2 separate regions of the Homo sapiens genome follow, and region 1 is linked to region 2. Evidence: chromatin loops called from intact Hi-C (ENCODE). Cell type or tissue: gastrocnemius medialis. All regions are shown on one strand.

Region 1 (4,000 bases), 360 kb after region 2:
GGCTGGCACTGGAAGTTGTGGGCAACAGGGTGGGGCCTGGGTGAGTTGGGACTGGGACAGGACAGACATCTCAGCCTCTTGGCAGATTCCTGGCTCAGCTCCTTTTGCACAACACACTCAGGGCTTAAATGTAAACGCTTCCCAGGAAAGGCTGTTTCTTCTCTCAAGGTCTGAGTAGAAAAGTAACCACCCTCCCCGGCATTCCCAAACACCTTCTAAGGTGAGCTGACCTTAGAACATTCTTCCATTTTAGATCTGATCACCCACCTGATATTTCTCCAAATACAAAAATACCTCAAACGGAGATTACCTAAAATTCTGATAAAAATAATAGTCATAATATATGTAATATAAATATAATGCAACCAATGTTCTACTAGTTCCCCTCTGATCTGCTGAGACTGAGCTTCCTGAGAAAATAGTAGACGATTTAGATCAGTGACTCTCAACCTTTATGGTCCCTGGACCTTTTCTGAGGATTCCAAAGAGGTTTTGTTTGTCCAGGCTACAGCTGTCAATTTACCATATTGCATAATTTTTATGAAAAATAGTCATAATTTCAAAAAACTCATGAGAAGAATGGCATTGTTTCACATTGTTTTAGTATCTGGCTCAATAAAAGATAGCTGCCCTTTCATAACTGCTTTTGTGCCATCTGTTGTGATATGTTGTTTTGGTTGAAGTTTATGATGAATATCCAGTGTCTCACATGCAGGTAGTTGGACATATACTTTCCACATAGCACCTGAAAGGGTATTGGGGACACACACGGGTCCTCGGGCCTTACTTTGAGAACCACTGGTTTAGATAACGATGGTGCAACTATGCCCCTCACTCGTGTGGATCATGGGGATAAAAACCAGAGCTCTGGGTGAGAGAGAGAACGGTTGTAGGCTGGTTGGGGGAGGGGAAGAAGGAGTCAGGGGTAGGATCTTCATCATCCAGGTATCTGTCCCCAACCCACACTACACTTGGCTGAAAGAAGCCTGATCCCAGCTGGCTCCCTCCTGGGGAAAGGTAATGTTGAGATGCGGTTTCCCTATGAGCCACCCACAAGCCCTGATTGGTAGGGACCAAATGCTTAATGGGAACAATTTTGGGGAGACAGGGTGCAGGAAAGGAGGCATAGTGCAGCAGTCCGCAACCCCAGATGCACAGTGGGTCACCTGGGAGATGTAAATGCTGACTTGATTAGCCTGAGCAAAAGCCTTCACAGCAGGAGTTTTGAAAGTTGTCTGGCTGCTTCTATTGTGCAGACAGGGGCAAGCACCACCTGTTTGACGTGGGCTCAGGAAGCAGAGCACCTGGGTTTGAATCCCTGGTTCACTAGTCATTTATATATACAACTCACTAATTGTATAACTAACCTCAGGCCAATTACTCAGCTTCAGTTTACTTATCTGTAAAATGGGAATGCCATGAGGGATGTTGTGAATACTGAATGACATCATCTATTTAAAGTTCTTAGTGTTGGGACTGTACCAGAACATGTACTCAGTCAACTTGAGCTGTCACTGTCTGCTATGGTGAAGATCAGTGCAGGCTGTCAGACTCTGTCAGCTTCCAGGGATGAGCATCTCTGAGGAAGCTGTCCCCCATGCAGGACAAGACACTGCCACAAAGTAGATGATAAGACCTGGGTCTTAGAGACAGAAGGTCTCTGCATCTGGAAATAGAGGCAGTTGGTGACTCCCCCAGCCCAGGATCCAATTCTGGAAACTTCAGGGGAACAAGAGAGCTCTTGGCTGAGGTGCACAAAGGTGATGTCACTAGAAACAGGTGCAGGAGAAGTTGGCACAGAGAACAATGATGGTGTTCACACTGTGTGTGTGTCTGTGTGTGTGTGCGTGCACACTCTGCAATCAGACTCATATTGTTTTTTCGCTTTAAAATTATTGAAACATCTCAAATCTATTACAGATGGCAGAGGGGAAAACACAGCGTGGAAATATTTTAATGGTTTATTCTTGGCCTGCGGACTGTCCATAGAGACCTGGAGTGAATGAGACTCCCTTCTTATTTGTCCCCTAGAACATCATCATTACACATTATACACCGCGTTCTGCCTCAGAGCTCATCGGATCATCCACAAAAGTGGAGAGCAACATGAAAGGGGGGTCCAGGGAAACACAGACGGGCCTGGCATGCTCCCTGAGCAGGCAGGACAGCCATGACTCAATCATTTTATTAAGAGGCAGGATGAATCATGTAACACTTCTAGAATTACTGGATGTGGACAGCTCCTCCAGCTGTTTACAGGGCGGAATTTGAGAGCCTTCAAACACAGATGTGCTGCCGAGTCTCATGACATCCGCCCAGCGAGATGAGCCTGCCGCACTGATGGCCAGTTTCATTTCCTTCAGGTTTATTGGCTTTTGTGAATTCATACAGAGAGAGGTGCCAAACAGGCCGAGATAATTCACAGAAATGACTGGAGGGATGGTCTAGGGCCAATCCTGTGCCTCCTGGAGGAATTATATCTAATCACCCAGGACAGAGAGTTGTCCAGGCTGCCTAAGGCCACTAAGTGAGCCAGGAAAACAGGAAGATAATTGGATCCAGAGCTCAACACGCTTCATCAGGAGCGAGATTACAGAGGCTAATCCTTCAGACTCAGCGGGTCGGGCTGCAATTAGCAAGCCTCATTAAGGGATCAGCTCTCACATCCGGGTCTTGAGTATTGACACTAAGTTAAGCCACAGACATGTTGGGCTGATTAAGGGAGCAAGAAGCTGGCCACAGGCCAAGATTTCACCTTCCAACCAGCCCCATGCCGAACGCACTTGGAGGCGACTCTGACAGAGAGAGTGGTTGGCAGCAAAGAGGTTGGTTGTTTTTGTGTTTTTTTTCTTTTTTGGTTGTATTCACAGCTCTAAATGGATGCTCCATCAAGAGGCAATTTCCTAGCTTGAAAATCTCTGCCAAACTACTTGGTATGAAATGATTTTTTACGCTTCGCAAGCACGCTCCACTTTGTCACATGGGAGTTTTCCTGTGCCAAGTGAACATCCATCTGCACGTTCTCCAGCTCAGCTGACACTGCAGCGCCCTTGTCAGCGTGGAGGTGCCTGCAGTATCGCAGCGCAGGTGGTGCCAAGGCTCTGCCTGTAATTCCTTCCTGAGAAGACTCCAGGATTGGTCCTTGTCTCCTTAGACAACCTACCAAAGGTTGGTGGGATTGTGGGGAAGGGAGAGGGATCTACTTTCAAGCATGGATCCCAGGCCCCCACTAGCTCCATTCTACGCTCCACAAAGAAAGGCGCCCCTGTGGTCTCCTGAACTGGGAGGACTCCATCCCTCAGTCCTCAGACTCTCCCTCCCAGACCATGCTGGGTGGGGAAAGGGCTGGGCTGCTGCAGGATAGGGTCGGCTCCTCAGCATGCCGCTGAGCTGCAGCTACCCTAGTTCAGGCTCCTCCCTTAGGGGGTCTCAGAGGGCGGGTGGTGTTGGGTTTTTTGTTTGTTTGTTTGTTCATTTTGAGACAGGGTCTCACTCCGGTTGCCCAGGCTGGAGTGCGGTGGTGCGATCATAGCTCACTGCAGCCTCGACCTCTGGAGCCTCAAACGATCCTCCCACCTCAGCGTCCCAAGTAGCTGGTACTACAGGTGTGGGCCACCATGCCTGGCTAGTATTTGTTTAGTGTTTTGGGGTTTTTGGGGTTTTTTATTTTATTTTATTTTATTTTTTGAGACAGAGTCTCGCTTTGTTGCCCAGGCTGGAGTGCAGTGGCGCAATCTCAGCTCACCGCAACCTCCGCCTCCTGGTTCAAGGGATTCTCGTGCCTCAGCCTCCCAAGTAGCTGGGACTACAGGCGTGCACCACCACACCTGGCTAATTTTTGTTTTGTTTTGTTTTGTTTTGTTTTGTTTTAGTAGAAACAGTGTTTCACCATGTTGCCCAGGCCATGTTTCGCCATGTTGAGGCCAGGCTGGTCTCAAACTCCTGGCCTCAAGTGATCCACCTGCTTCCCTCCCAAAGTGCTAGGATTACAGGCATGAGC
Region 2 (4,000 bases):
GGCGTCGTGGTGGGTGCCTGTAATCCCAGCTACTCAGAAGGCTGAGGCAGGACAATCACTTGAACCTGGGAGGTGGAGGGTGCAGTGAGCTGAGATCATGGCACTGCATTCCAGCCTGGGTGACAGTAAGATTCTATCTCAAAAAAAAAAAAAAAAGAAAGAAAGAAAGAAAGAAAAAAGGGAGAAAAGCCCACCTGTAACGAAAATACAACAATACCCACTACTGACAGTTTAATGTATTCTTATATTTTTGATATGCCAATGAACTTCTTTAATATTAAACTAGACTATCATAAATAATCTTGCAGCTTTTTAAAACTTAACATCAGGCCAACAGGCATTTCCCCTATGCCATTATTCTTTTTAACACCATGAAGACAGCACCAGTCTGCCAAAAAAAGGGCAGAATAATGTAGATTCTCCCCTCCCATTAGAGGACCAAGGACAGTCGTTTGGCTGTATAAACAATGCTGTGATGAACCCCCTTGCATATATGTTTCTGCTAGCATTTCCTGAAAAAAAAAAAAAAAAAAAAGTGGGGAGGAATGTTACATCTTCTGCTCTATGCCTGCAGTGCAGGGTCTGAGATGTGGGTGGCACAGAGCTTACAGTCAGCACAGGACCAAGCCTGTGAGGTCTCCAAGGACAGGTGTGATGAGACTTGCAGAGAAGGAAAGCAGTCTGAGGTCAGATGCCCCAGCACAAGTCTCAGCCATTGACCGAGCAGGGACCAGAAGTGGATTAGGCTAGAAATGTCACCACATGAGGAATACACCAAGAGACTGAGGCTGGTCTAACAAAGAAGGAATGGAGACAACTTAATTCTGGTGCGGGAGGTGGAGATGGGCAGGGAGAGGTGGTGGTTCATAGCGAGTCCTGTGACAGGCAGGATGACCACAGACATGAGGTGTGTGGAGACTGGGCCAATGATCAGATTTAATGGTTTTAAAGTAAGTGAAGCAGCAAGGCATCAGAATGTACAGCATTCAACTGGCAATTAGGTGTGTATCTCTAAACCTACTACAAGTACTCTAAATATAAAACAAGTCTGAATCTTTAGTAAGAAGTCCCCCCTAAGGCATATAAAATCGGAATTGGGTTACCCAGCCATTTTCAGGAGTGATGTTCGAAAGCAGCACAGAGCACGCCCTATGGTCACACCATGAGAGTCACACACAGTGGAGTTACAGCAATAGATATTACGGTTATCATCTGAAAAAGGTGGCCTGGATCACAGCTAAATCTCTTTCCATCATTGTAAGTCTGTTATTCCACATGGAGAGTAAAAAGGAGTGAAGAAGTAACTTCTACAATTCAGAGTAGTCTTTGCAGCCAGAGCCAACTGATACTGCTATGGTATAAACGTTACATGCCCCCAAAACTCTCGCTGAAACCTGACCTTGAAAGTGATGGGTGTTAGGAGGTGGGGCCATTGGAATGGGATTAGTGCTCTCACAAAAGAGACCCCAGAGAAACCCTCACATTTTCTATCACTCGAGGACACAGCTCGAAGGTGCCGTCTAAGTGGCCCTCACCGCACACCAAACCTGCTTTTGTCTTGTACTTATCACCCTCCAGAATTGTGAGAAATAAACTTCTGTTGTTTGTAAGCCACCCAGTCTCAGGTATTCCATTAGAGCAGCTCAAAGGGACTAAGACAAATAGCCACCATAAACACCTAAAGGAAGCTGCAGATCTCTAGTTCCACTAAGGTGGAGGAGCCATCTCCCCAGGTCCTTCCTCTCCCAACTGAAAACCCGAGACAGAACCTCAGACAACCCTAGAGAGAACACAGCAAGCAGGCCCAGGAAAACTGAAGCGGGAAATAGGACAGGCTGCTGGGGACCTCAGGACTTGAGGGATGACGGACAGGGAGTATGCCGTTTTCCTCACTCCCATGTATCCTGGACAGCATGCTGCAGAAGAAACCTCCAACTGGGCCTTTCCAAGAGGCGTAGATAACAGCTCCATGGGAGGCCTGTTCTCCATCGCCAAGGGACTGAAAAGAGGGTGACCTAACAACAGAAAACCACTCCATGACTCCTGCCCTACTCTAGCCAAACAGCAACGGGAAAACCACAACGCCCCTGGCAGCAGCCCCACAGCACCGCGTGGCCAGAGTGGGGAGTTGATCTTCCAGCCCATCCCCAGCCCAGGGGAAGCAGGAGGTGCTCTGATTCCACCACCAGATGGTGTCAGCAGGCCGATCTCCCAGACCCTCCCTGGCAGAAGCAGGCAGAGGTGATCCGGCTGCCCTGCCAAAGCAGTGTTAGTAGGGCAGTTATCTAACATCCCCTCCCAGGGTTACATTAGTGGGGCTGAGCAGTGAGCAGTGAGCTAAGCCTCCACCTCTACTAAACAGCAACGGGTGGGTACAAGGTGGGGTTAGTTAGTTGACATGACATTACACACACCCACTGAACCAGACAGTGCAAAACAGGGTTCATGGGCCCATCGGCTCTCCCAGCCCCAGCCTTGGGTGTCTGGGCACCCAGTGGGTACTGAGTCTTCGCCCCATCTGGCTAATTAAAGAGAACAAAAGAGAACTCTCCCATCTAGCATCAAAGAGGGAGAATCAGGTAGTAGAAAGTGGGCCTGGTTGGCATGTTGTACCTGACCCCCCCACCCCTGGTGGGGTCAGCTTCCCTCAGAGGGAAGCTGAGTTCTGACCTCTACTCTGCAGAAACAAGGTATGAGGCAGCCCTCTATGGTCTCCCTGCTTCCTGGTGTCAGCAGTGGCTGAGGGAGCCAAGCTTACACATCTCCCCCAACAACTGGACACAATAAAGCAGTGTGCACTGGGGCCCCTCTTTTGTTTGGAAAGTACCAGCAAAGCCAAGGAGAAATCTGAACTTCCAACTTACCTAGTAGAAACAGGCAGAAATCTTAGAATTGAAAAATATAATTAAACATAATTTTAAAAACAATCAGTGAATATGAGGCAAAATCAATAGAATTTACTCAATCTGAAGAGAGAGAAAATCTACTGGAAAAAAATGAACAGTCTCAGGAACTTACAGGACTAACAAAAGCACTAACATTCTTATCATCAGAGTTCCAAAAGAGAGGAAGGGACTGGAAAAGTATTTAAAGACATAATGGCTGAAAACTTCCCAAACCTGGCATAAAACGTGAAACTCCAGATTCAAGATGCTGAGTGCACCCCAAAAAGGATAAACCCAAAGAACCCATGACAAGACACATCACAATTAAACTTCTTAATACTAAAAGACAATCTTGAAAGCAGCCACATAGGAATGACACATAACTTAGTTGAGAACACCAATTCAGATGACAAGGGATTTCTCATCTAAAACCATAGAGGCCCTAAGAAAGTGGCATGTTTTCCAAGTACTGAAAGAGATACATCAACTGCGAATTCTATCTTCCGTGAAGATATCCTTCTGGACTGAAGGGGAAATAAAGACATTCCCAGAAGGAGAACTCAGAGGAGTTGTTACTAACAGACCTATCATTAAAGAACTAAGGAAGTTCTCTAAACAGAAAGGAAATGACAAAAGAAGAAAGCTTAGAACTTCAGAAAGGAAAGAACATTGGAAGGGGAAAAATGGAAGCGACTATTGGTAGACTAACAGTACTTTCTTAAATCATATTTGATGGTTGAAGCAAAAATAACAATACCAACTCATTCAGTGCTCAATGTACATGGAGGAAATACTTCAGACAATTATATTGGAAAAATGGGGCTAACGGAGCCTAAAGAAAAGTAAGGTTTCTACTCTTCAGCTCCCATCATAAAATGCTGTGACCATTGATACCAGTAGACTTAGAATATATATTTCACACACATACTGTAATACCTGGAACAACCACTAAGAAAATGATACAGAGCAATATATTTTAAAACACCATAAACATATCAAAACGAAATCCTAGAAAATGTTCGTATAACCCACAGTAAGGTTAAAAAACAAAAAAAGAAACAAGGAACAGAGGAAACAAAAAACAAATAACAAAAAGGCATTTAGACTTACATATA

The links. Hi-C counts contacts between places; a loop is a spot of excess contacts. Peaks named below come from ENCODE experiments on the same cell type or tissue, not always from the same donor. Only the 100,000 strongest peaks of a DNase experiment are listed, where the experiment ranks them.
Region 1: it touches region 2 in a loop (8-fold over the local background); 1 of 110 quality-filtered maps calls a loop at or near these places.

What each region holds. Positions count from the first base shown.
Region 1 is chr2:110,769,521-110,773,520 of GRCh38, reverse strand. All of the region lies in intron 2 of ACOXL (acyl-CoA oxidase like), which reads right to left. Among named protein-coding and RNA genes, the nearest start is that of ACOXL, 39 kb to the right of the region's middle. RefSeq lists an enhancer at 891-1,392. In gastrocnemius medialis, no CTCF peak of the experiment used is centred here; DNase peaks (open chromatin) are centred at 1,760, 2,260, 2,726 and 3,040; H3K4me3 peaks cover 629 bases; H3K27ac peaks cover 2,710 bases.
Region 2 is chr2:111,134,169-111,138,168 of GRCh38, reverse strand. The region is part of intron 2 of BCL2L11 (BCL2 like 11); the gene reads right to left. Among named protein-coding and RNA genes, the nearest start is that of BCL2L11, 15 kb to the right of the region's middle. In gastrocnemius medialis, CTCF peaks have their summits at 2,173 (motif pointing right), 3,595 and 3,819; a DNase peak (open chromatin) is centred at 2,158; H3K27ac peaks cover 1,696 bases.